Regions from separate parts of the Homo sapiens genome. Here region 2 is linked to region 1. Evidence: read pairs that join two places in POLR2A ChIA-PET (ENCODE). Cell type or tissue: MCF 10A. All regions are shown on one strand. Each heading gives the region's core, and the rest is flanking DNA. Links, peaks and the distances in the headings are about the cores only. Region 1 has its middle 120 kb from the start of PTP4A1. Region 2 has its middle 42 kb from the start of PTP4A1.

Region 1 (5,389 bases), core at 120-5,119:
TGGTCAGGCTGGTCTTGAACTCCTGACCCCAGGTGATCCATCCGCCTCGGCCTCCCAAAGTGCTAGGATTACAGGAGTGAGCCACCTCGCCCCACTCACAAATGAGTTTTTAAATGAAAAAAGAAGAGGGGATTTCTAAGTTGTTTTACGAGAATTTATATTAAAATAGCTTAAGCTATTGATTGGCTATGCATTGTTCTTTGTATCACAAATGCCAGGTACCTGAAGATAATGGGTGAGGCAGTTTGGTCAGAAACAAAATCCCTTTCAGAAATTGCCCTTGGGCATGGGTGCTGGTGTGGGAGGATAGGGAGAGTGAAGTCCCATATTCCTGTCTTTCTGAACTGGATAAAGTTTGCATGTCTCACATAGCTCAGAATGCGCTGAGCTATTTGTTTTTTCCTTGTAACTGAGATCCAGTTGGTTCTATTGGTGGGATGTTGTGGCTAACTTCCTTATAGAAAATGTAAAAACTTGGCCAGGCGTGGTGGCTCACGCCTGTAATCCCAGCACTTTGGGAGGCCAAGGTGGCTGGATCACCTGAGGTCACAAGTTCAAGACCAGCCTGGCCAACGTGGTGAAACCCTGTCTCTACCAAAAATACAAAAATTAGCCGGGCGTGGTGGCAGGTGCCTGTAATCCCAGCTACTTGGGAGGCTGAGGCAGGAGAAACACTTGAACTCAGGACGTGGAGGTTGCAGCGAGCAGAGATTGCCATTACACTCCAGCCTGGGTGACAGACAAAGACTCCGTCTCAAAAAAAAAAAAAAAAAAAGAAAAAGAAAAAAAGAAAACGTAGGGCCAGGCGCGGTGGCTCACGCCTGTAATCCCAGCACTTCGGGAGGCTGAGGCAGATGGATCACGAGGTCAAGAGTTCAAGAACAGCTTGGCCAAAATGGTGAAACCCCATCTCTACTGAAAATACAAAAATTAGCCGGGGATGGTGGCGGGCGCCTGTAATCTCAGCTACTTGGGAAGCTGAGGCAGAGAACTGCTTGAACCCGGGAGGCGGAGGTTGCAGTGAGCTGAGATCACGCCACTGCACTCCAGCCCTTGTGACAGAACAGGACTCTGTCTCAAAAAAAAAAAAAAAAAAAAGAAAATGTAAAAACTTCTAGTATAGAGCTGGCCTCAAGCCTCTTATCTGTTAACGACTAAATTACTAGTTTACTTAAGCTGAAATTAGTCAACTGGGAATCAAAAAAGAACTGGGGTTTAATATTGATGTCCATAGAAATGTGGTAAGAATTTATTTTTTCTCCAGTACCTATCCAAGGAAATTAAAAGTGTTTCAATCTGTATTTAAACTTCCCTCATGCAAAATGCTAATAGCCTTACTGTGGTCCCATAACGGTGACAGGAAAAAACACACATTATTTTGAGTATTTAATTTACATTAGATGGTAAATGAATAAAAAAGACACTAAAAATATTAAAATCTGAACATATTTGAGAAGTAGCATCAGGAGAACACTAAAAGCTCTGGAAACAGGCTGAATGGAGAGGCAGCAAGGGGCAGTATTGAATGCTCTGTATCAGTTTTCCTACATGTAAATTGGGGATAATAACTGTACCTAGTTTATTGAATTGTTTTGAGGATTAATTATAATGACGGCCGGGCGCGGTGGCTCACGCCTGTAATCCTAGCACTTTGGGAGGCCGAGGCAGGTGGATCACGAGGTCAGGAGACCGAGACCATCTTGGCTGACACAGTGAAACCCTGTCTCTACTAAACAAAATACAAAAAATTAGCCGGGCGTGGTGGCGGGCGCCTGTAGTTCCAGCTACTTGGGAGGCTGAGGCAGGAGAATGGTGTGAACCCGGGAGGCGGAGCTTGCAGTGAGCCGAGATCCCGCCACTGCACTCCAGCCTGGGCAACAGAGCGAGACTCTGTCTCAAAAAAAGAAAAAATTATAATGACAGATGTTTGTTCAAAGTAAAAGAACAGAAAACAATATACCATGCAAACAAAAAAAAAAGCAGGGTGGTTCTATTAAAATCAGAGTTGACATTATGATAAAAAATATTACCAGGGGTAATGAAGAACATTACATTACAATAAAGGGATCAGTTGAAGAAGACCTGGCAATCCTAAGTGTATATGCACTAAAAACAGAGCTCCTAAATACCTGAAGTAAAACACTTAGAGAACTGAAAGGAGAAATATATAAATCTACAATTGTAGTTGTATATATCAACTCTTTTTTTTAGTAACTAATAGAACACATAGAGAGAAAATTAGAAAGGACATAGAAGACAACCAACATGATCTGTTTATTTATAGAAAACTCCATGTAACAGCAGCAGAGTACATATTCTTTTCAAGTGCAAATGTAACATTCACCAAGATAGACCATATTCCAGGCCATACAAATCTCATTAAACTTAACTGAATTGAGATAAAATAATACAATGTATGTTCTCTGGCCAAAAGAAAATAGAAATAGAAATTAATTACAGAAAGATATATTAAAAATCTCCAAATATTAAAAAACTAAACACTATGCTTTTAATAAAATACGAGTCAAAGAAGATACCATAGTTAAAATTATAAAATATTTTGAATGAAACCAAATGAAAACAAAACCTATTAGGATTTGTTAGTGTGACCCAAACAGCACTTGGTTGGAAAGTTATAACATTAAATGCATATATTCAAAAAGAAGAAAGTTCTCACATTAATGATCCAAGCTTCAATCTTAACATACTAGAAAAAAAGGGGCAAATTAAGGCTAAAGTAGGCATAAAGAAGAAAGTAATAAAAATAAGAGATGAAATCAATAAGATAGAAAGCAGAAAAAAGAAGAAAAAAAATGGAATGCAACACTACTTCTTTGCAAAGATCAATACAACTGATAAACTTGTAGCCAGACTGACAGAAAAGAGAGAGACAGAGAGAGAGAGAGAGAGAGAGAAAGATAACATACCAATATTAGGAATAAAATCGGGGACATCATTACATTTCCTACAAATACTTAAAAAAAATAAATATATTATGAATTTTTTTCAATATATTTGAAAACAGATGAGCTTTGCAAATTCCTTTGAAGTCACAAACTACCAGAGTTTACTCAAGAAGAGACAGAAAATCTGAATAGCCTAATAAAATCCATAAAAGTCACAGTGAAAAATTTTTCTGCAAAGAAACCCCAGGTTGCTGGGTGTGGTGGCTCATGCCTGTAATCCCAGCAACTCCAGAGGCTGAGGCAGGAGTATTGCTTCAGCCCACGAGCTTGAGGTTGCAGTGAGCTATGATTGCGCCACTGTACTCCAGTCTAGGTGACAGAGGACAATCCTGTCTCTAAAATAAAGAATAATAAACAAACAAACGAAAAACCAACAAAGAAAACTCCAGGCTCAGACAGTTTGGTGAAACCTACCAAACATTTGATTTAAAGAAAAAATACTAATTCTCCACAAACTCTTCCGGAAAATAAAAAAGGAGAGATCATGTCCCAACTCACTTTATGGGACCAGCATTACTCTAATGAAGACCTTAAAAAAAAAAAAAAAAGACAAGAAAACAAAATTCTAATATTTCTCATAAACAAAGATGCAAAAATTCTTAACAGAGTATTTTTTTCCTTCTAATCAATGGAATCCAAACTATTACAGAATTAAATTCAGTGATATATAAAAAGTAATAGATCATGTCCAAGTGAGTTTATTCTAGGAATTTAAATTTAGTTTAAAAATTTTAAATCCATCAAAATAATACACATCAACAGACGAAAAATTGTGTGACCATCTCAATTGATGCATAAGATATATGTATGCATTTTTTATGTTACTTTTTTCTTTTTTTTTAATTAATTTTTATTTTACATTCAGAGGTACATATGCAGGTTTGTTACATAGGTAAACTTGTGTCATGGGGGTTTGTTGTACAGATTATTTCATCACCCAGTTATTAAGCCTTGTACCCATTAGTTATTTTTCCTGATCCTCTCCCTCCTCCTACCCTCCACCCTCTAATAGGCCCCAGTTTGTGTTGTTCCCCTCTGTGTTTCCATGTGTTCTCATCATTTAACTCCCACTTACAAGTGAGAGCTACAACTATGTGGTATTTGGTTTTCTGTTCCTGCATTAGTTTGCTAAGGATAATGGCCTCTAGCTCCACCCATGCCCCTGCAAAGGACATGATCTCATTCTTTTATACAGCTGCATAGTGTTCCATGTTGTATATGTACCACATTTTCTCTACCCAGTCTATCTTTGATGGGCATTTATGTTGAATTAATGTCTTCTTTGCTATTGTGAATAGTGCTGCAATGAATATACACATGTATGTGTCTTTATAATAGAATGATTTATATTCCTTTGAGTGTATATCCAGTAATGGAATTGCTGGGTCCAATGGTATTTCTATTTTTAGATCTTTGAGGAATCATCACACTGTCTTCCACAATGGTTGAACTAATTTACACTCCCACCAACAGTGTATGATTTTTTTCATTTAGCTGTCTTTTTTTCATTTAGCTGTTTTTTAATCTTAAATTTATTTTAATCAATGAAAACATTTAAAATAGTATTACTAGACATAAAAAAGGAGTGCCCTGTCCCTTTTGATTTTTGCTTTCTTGAAAACCATTACAGCCGGGTGTGGTGGCTCACACCTGTAATCCTAGCACTTTGGGAGGCCAAGGCCAGGGGGATTGTCTGAGCTCAGGAATTCGAGACCAGCCTGGGCAACATGGCGAAACCTTATCTCTACCAAAAATACAAAAAATTGGCCAGGTGTGATGGCGTGCACCTGCAGTCCCAGCTACTCAGGTGGCTGAGACAAGAGAATCACTTGAACCCAGGAGGTGGAGGTTGCAGTGAGTCAAGACTGCCCTGCTACACTCCAGTCTGGGCCACAGAGCAAGACTCAGTCTAAAAAAAAAAAACCATTATAATCTTTTTCAATTTTTAGCTGTTTTGTTCTTGTTTTTTGCTTTTTTATTTACCTTTATGTTCATAGATAACATGTTTACTAACGTTTTTTAAAAAATTATTTTTCTTTTCTTTTTTTTTTTGAGGTGGAGTTTAGTTTTGCTCTTGTTGCCCAGGCTTGAGTTCAGTGGCACAGTCTTGGCTCACTGCAACCTCTGCCTCCGGATTCAAGAGATTCTCCTGACTCAGACTCCTGAGTAGCTGGGATTACAGGGCCTGCCACCACACCTTGCTTATTTTTAAATTTTATTTATTTATTTATTATTTATTTTTGAGATGGAGTCTCACTCTGTCGCCCAGGCTGGAGTGCAGTGTGCAATCTCTGCTCACTGCAACCTTTGCCTCCCAGGTTCAAGCGATTCTCCTGCCTCAGCCTCCTGAGTAGCTGGGATTACAGGTGCTCACCACCATGCCTGGCTAATTTTTTTTTTTTTTTTTTTGCATTTTTTAGTAG
Region 2 (5,389 bases), core at 316-5,315, 78 kb before region 1:
GCCCAGGCTGAAGTGCAGTGTCATAATCTTGGCTCACTGTAACCTCTGCCTCCCAGGTTCAAGTGATTCTCATGCCTCATCCTCCCAAGTAGCTGAGAAAACAGGTGTGCGCCACCACATCTGGCTAATTTTTGTATTTTTAGTAGATACCAGGTTTAACCATGTTGGCCAAGCTTGTATTGAACTCGTGACCTCAAGTGACCCACCTGCCTCAGCCTCCCAAAGTGCTGGGATCATAGGCATGAGCCACCTCGCCCAGCCTTATTGTTTTCTTTTAATCTATCAAGTCTCTTAAAGGAGAAAATGAATGCTTATAGATTTTGATGCCTCTGTCAGGTCAGTAGCTCTTCAAAGGCAGTGTCTGGTGATATTTCTGTGACTAACCCCTCCTTCCCATGCCATAGGATGAAGGCTCACATCGGGTATGTAATACCTTAGTGCAATACATTAATTATTAATGGATTAGCTAAAAAGCAGATATAATTTGATCAGTGTAACAAAAAATATATTGTGCACTATTTTTTTTTCCAGACGATATTTTTTGGTAGCTTATTCCCAAATAGAATTCAATCTTTTGGGGCCTAGATACTGATTGAACATGCTCATGTGTTTTTGGAAAATTTGTAACAATAAAATATTTTAACTCTCATAGTTATAATATGATTGATTTTTGTTTCACTCTCCAACTTCCTCCCCTCCATCATACTTGCTCTTCGGTTGAAAGCTGTACAGTGGCATAGGACATTTTTGAGATTTAATAAGGGGATAGTGAATGGGGAGATTTTTTTTTTGTGGATTTAATGGCATTTATTTACCTGGTTTGCACCTACCTCCATGTACAGCTAGCTGCCTTGGTATAGAAAAGGCTTCCAGAAATAGTCCTACCATCCACTGTGCTGTGCTGACCCATACATAGGATGTATGCAGCCATGAGCAGGTCCTGTGGCTGGTACTGGTAGTATGTGAGCATAGAGGAGATTCAAGATTTGAGAGGTATGAATCCAGAAGCTAAACTGTGGAAAATCTTATAGGAAAAGATCAAAAAACAACTTAATAGAGATTTACCAAAATTTGACAATATTCCTGAAAATTTGTATGACTTCACTCATAATAAATTGTGACACTAGAAGAAAGTTTTCAAAATTTCAGTAACAATTTCAATTATATATGTGAGAGGAAAGATTGAATTGTTATTTCTAATTTTTTCTTTATTAACTATTATAAAGTTGTCATAAGAAGAGGCAATCAAAGAGTATGTGGTTGACCGGGCGTGGTGGCTCACGCCTGTAATCCCAGCACTCTGGGAGGCCGAGGTGGGTGTATCACAAGGTCAAGAGTTCAAGACCAGCCTCACCAAGATGGTGAAACCCCGTCTCTACTAAAAATACAAAAATTAACCAGCCATGGTGGTGGATGCCTGTAATTCCAGCTACTCGGGAGGCTGAGGCAGAGAATTGCTTGAACCCGGGAGGCAAGGTTGCAGTGAGCCTGGGTGATAGAGCAAGACTCTGTCTCAAAAAAAAAAAAAAGTGTATGTGGCCATAAACATGCAGATAAAAGTGTTATGGGAGGCTGGACATGGTGGTTCATGCCTGTAATCACAGCACTTTGGGAGGCCAAGACAGGTGGGTCACTTGAGTCCAGTAGTTAAGACCAGCCTGGGCAACATGGTAAAACCCCATCCCTACAAAAAAGTATGAAATATTGATCAAGCATGGTGGCTCGTGCCTATAGTCCCAGCTACTCAGGAGGATGAGAGAGGAAGATTGCCTGAGTCCAGGAGGTTGAGGCTGCAGTGAGCTAAGATGGCAGGCACCACTGCATTTACAAAAAAAAAAAAAAAAAAAAGCATAATAGATATGGGTCAGGAACTTAATACAAATATTACATTATCTCTTCTGGATTTTGTGATGTCTATGTAGGCATTTTGCATTAAAAATTATAATTTGTTATGTTTTTTCTTTCCAAATAAATGTTCATTTTTGGAATAAATTTTTTATTGTTTTAGTTAAAGAGAACCCCCAGACTGAAAATGTTACAGGCCTCACAAATCGGTATTTGCCCTTCATTCCATCTATTCCCCACTAATTAAACCAAATCCTCTTCTTAGTCTGTGATTAGTTTAGAGGTGGACAGTCTCTGCCCATTGGCTGTGAACCAGGAAGCAGGTAGCCCTCATTGCTTGCAGTTATCTTGATGGACACCAACTCAAGAGGCAGGCAGAACTGAGAGGACTTTGGAGACTGAGGGAACTGTGCTTGAAACCTGATCTATCTTTGGACACACAATATAGAAGTTCTCTAGTATTTATAATATCAGAATTTTCACAAGCAAAGCTCATTCTTATATTTAGTTGAATAGTTGAAATTATAAAGCTAGGTTAAAATGCAAACAAATGTAGAAAAATAGTGCTCATTTTTCTAAAGGATTTTCCATTGGTATGGAAACCATTCTAATCATTACATCTCTGATAGTTTATAGCATTGAAGCTATAAGAAAGTATCAATTTGGATGTTTTAAGGTACTACTTTATTAAATGTTAATTTATTTTAAAACTGCTGATTTATTCAATGTTAAAATACAGAAGACTAGGAATAAGAAAAAATGAATTCAGGTATGCCTCTAGAAATTTCATTTTGATGTACTTCCTTCTGATCATTTTTCTATGTATATGTTTTATTTGAAAAAATCTTTATGATAGTTTAATACAATTTTATCTTCTCCTTTTTTTCTATTATTCCCTATGACCCTAGTGATTTAGCACAGAAGGGCCTCCATGTTCACAAATTCAGGGGGCTTTTTTCACATTGTAGCCTATGTGAACGGCGTCCACTGGAGTTGTGCAGTAAATAGCCTGTGTGACTGTATGAGGCAGCCATTTACATCTGGGCGTCTAAGCCTTCATGTTTACCTAGAGCATCTTATGGTACCATCCCAACTACAGATTTGGGAATAAAAGGCAGGGCAAACCACTCCTGGCTGCCTTCCAGTACCATCATATAAATTTAATATTCAGCCTTTGTGCTTTTTCTCAGGCTGGCTTTGTCTGTAGCTGTGTCTCACAGCTGTCCTCTTACAAGGTTACATCTATGCCTTTTCTTCACCTTGGAATAATCTGCTGACTCCAGTGTATGAAAAAAAAGTGTTAAGTAAATTAACTTCATGGCTGTTTTAATGATCACATTTCATTGTTATATCATTTTGGATGGTTCCAATTTGACTTCCTTCTGTCAGTTTCTTTGGATTGATTTTCTATCGGCTCATTTTCAGAAATCTATACTGTTATTATCCTTGCCCTATCTCGAGAAACAGTTAATCTTCATGATTCTAATTTTCTTTTTGTCAAAAAGTGAAATATTACTCATAACTCTATAAAGGTACCTAAATAATGGTGAAAAGACAAATTACATAACTATTTGTAATGGCAAAATATCCTATTTCTTTAATAGTGAAAATACTAACTTACTGGTAACTGCAGACATATTTTTACACCTAATTGATAATTTTTAGTTCTCTGATAGCTCCTGCCAATTCCTCTTACGCACGTATTTTGCCAATATAGGATGTGGGTAGGTGAGGGATTACTCAGAAAAACGGAACCTCATTCTTGGCTGATAGGATGATGAACTGTGTGATAAAATGCATAACCTTTTCCTCCACCCTTGGTTCACAAAACTTTTAGTTTTCTAACTTTCATTTTATGCAAACAGGGTTGGCTGCTCAAACCAAGCTTTTGAGAGAGTACAGCAAACAAAGCAATTTCTTAAAAGTTTAAGCCCCTCCTCTACAAAAGGAAAGAAAGGGGTGAGAATTAAAAGCGAGAGAGGTAGAAAAGGAAGGCTAGGTTGTTAGAAAAAGAGACAAGAGAGGCAAGGGAGGGGTGAAGGAGGAGGAGCAGGAGTGAGAGAAGCAAAGTAATCTGGACAATTATTTTGCCTAAAAGTTTGAGATTGAATTGAAAAGTTTCTGCTTGAATTGATGTAGGAAATTAAGCAGTTTGATCTTTGTTCTGATATTTGTCTTGCAATAAGACCATTTTATGTATCAAATGTTATGTAGAGAAAGACTAGGTATTATTTTTCTGAGACTCCAGAGAACCTAGACACCTGTCTAAATTATATGAAAGTTCTGTAAAGTTATTAGCAAATATATATACATATATATATATACACACATATATATACATATATATATATACACACATATATATACATATATATATACACACACATATATATACATATATATATATACACACATATATATATTTTGAGATGGAGTTTCGCTCTTGTTGCCCAGGCTGGAGTGCAGTGGTGCAATCTCGGCTCACTGTAACCTCTGCCTCCCAGATTCAAGTGATTCTCTTGCCTCAGCCTCCCAAGTAGCTGGGATTACAGGCATGTGCCACCACGCCCAGCTAATTTTTGTATTTTTAGCAGAGATGGGGTTTCACCATGTTAGTCAGGCTGGTCTTGAACTCCTGACCTCAGGTAATCCACCGGCCTCGGCCTCCCAAATATTTTTATAAAACATATTCTATAGTATAAATACTCTGTGGAGGGTGCCACCAAAGTTGATATTAAACCTTGCTTTTTTTTGAGACAGGGTCTCACTCTGTCCCCCAGGCTGGAGTACAGTGGTGCAATCTTGGCTCACTGCAGCCTTGACCTCCCCCGTGCTCAGGTAATCCTCCCACTTCAGCCTCCTGAGTAGCTGGGATGACAGGCGCACACCACCATGCATGCCGCCATGCCTGGCTAGTTTTTCATGGCTGGCTAATTTGTTTTGTTATATTTTTTGTAGAGATGAGGTTTCACCATGTTGCCCAGGCTGGCCTTGAACACCTGGGCTCAGGCGATCTGTCCACCTTGGCCTCCCAAAGTATTAGGATTATAGGCATGAACCACTGTACCCGGCCTTAAAAAAAAAAAAAGACAGAGATTCACTGTGTCTCCCAGGCTGATTTCTAATTGCTGGGCTCAAGCGATTCTCCCACCTCAGCCTCCAGAGTAGCTGGGACTGCAGGTTCACACCACTGTGCCCAGCCAATGCTATTCTTCAAACAGCCCAATGGGAGCAGAAAATATACTATGTGTGCTCAAGTCATCTACACCATGGCTGTCTGTGTTACTAGTGTGTTTGAAATTTTACAGATCAGTAAGAATTTCAGTGGCTCACTAGGCTTTATGAACCAATATATGTAGGAGTGGGTTACCCAGCAACCACTCTATGGCTTTAAGATGAGAAGGTAGGGGAAGTGAGGAAGTCACACTTACCTGCCTGCTGCCTGCCTTCCTTCTCCCATAGCCATGCTCTTGGCTGGGGAGAAAGGGTAGATGTAGAGCCTCCAAGAGCTGCAGAACTATTAAAAATCCAGTGGGTTTCTTTC

Evidence for each region. Peaks named below come from ENCODE experiments on the same cell type or tissue, not always from the same donor. Only the 100,000 strongest peaks of a DNase experiment are listed, where the experiment ranks them.
Region 2: POLR2A ChIA-PET joins it to region 1 with 6 read pairs; 6 of 35 experiments call an interaction of 5 or more read pairs at or near these places.

What each region holds. Positions count from the first base shown.
Region 1 is chr6:63,450,180-63,455,568 of GRCh38, reverse strand. It overlaps a transcript of LGSN not described here. Among named protein-coding and RNA genes, the nearest start is that of PTP4A1, 120 kb to the left of the region's middle. In MCF 10A, for the core only: no CTCF peak of the experiment used is centred there; a DNase peak (open chromatin) is centred at 3,228.
Region 2 is chr6:63,527,972-63,533,360 of GRCh38, reverse strand. It overlaps a transcript of LGSN not described here and a transcript of PTP4A1 not described here. Among named protein-coding and RNA genes, the nearest start is that of PTP4A1, 42 kb to the left of the region's middle. In MCF 10A, for the core only: no CTCF peak of the experiment used is centred there; no DNase peak of the experiment used is centred there.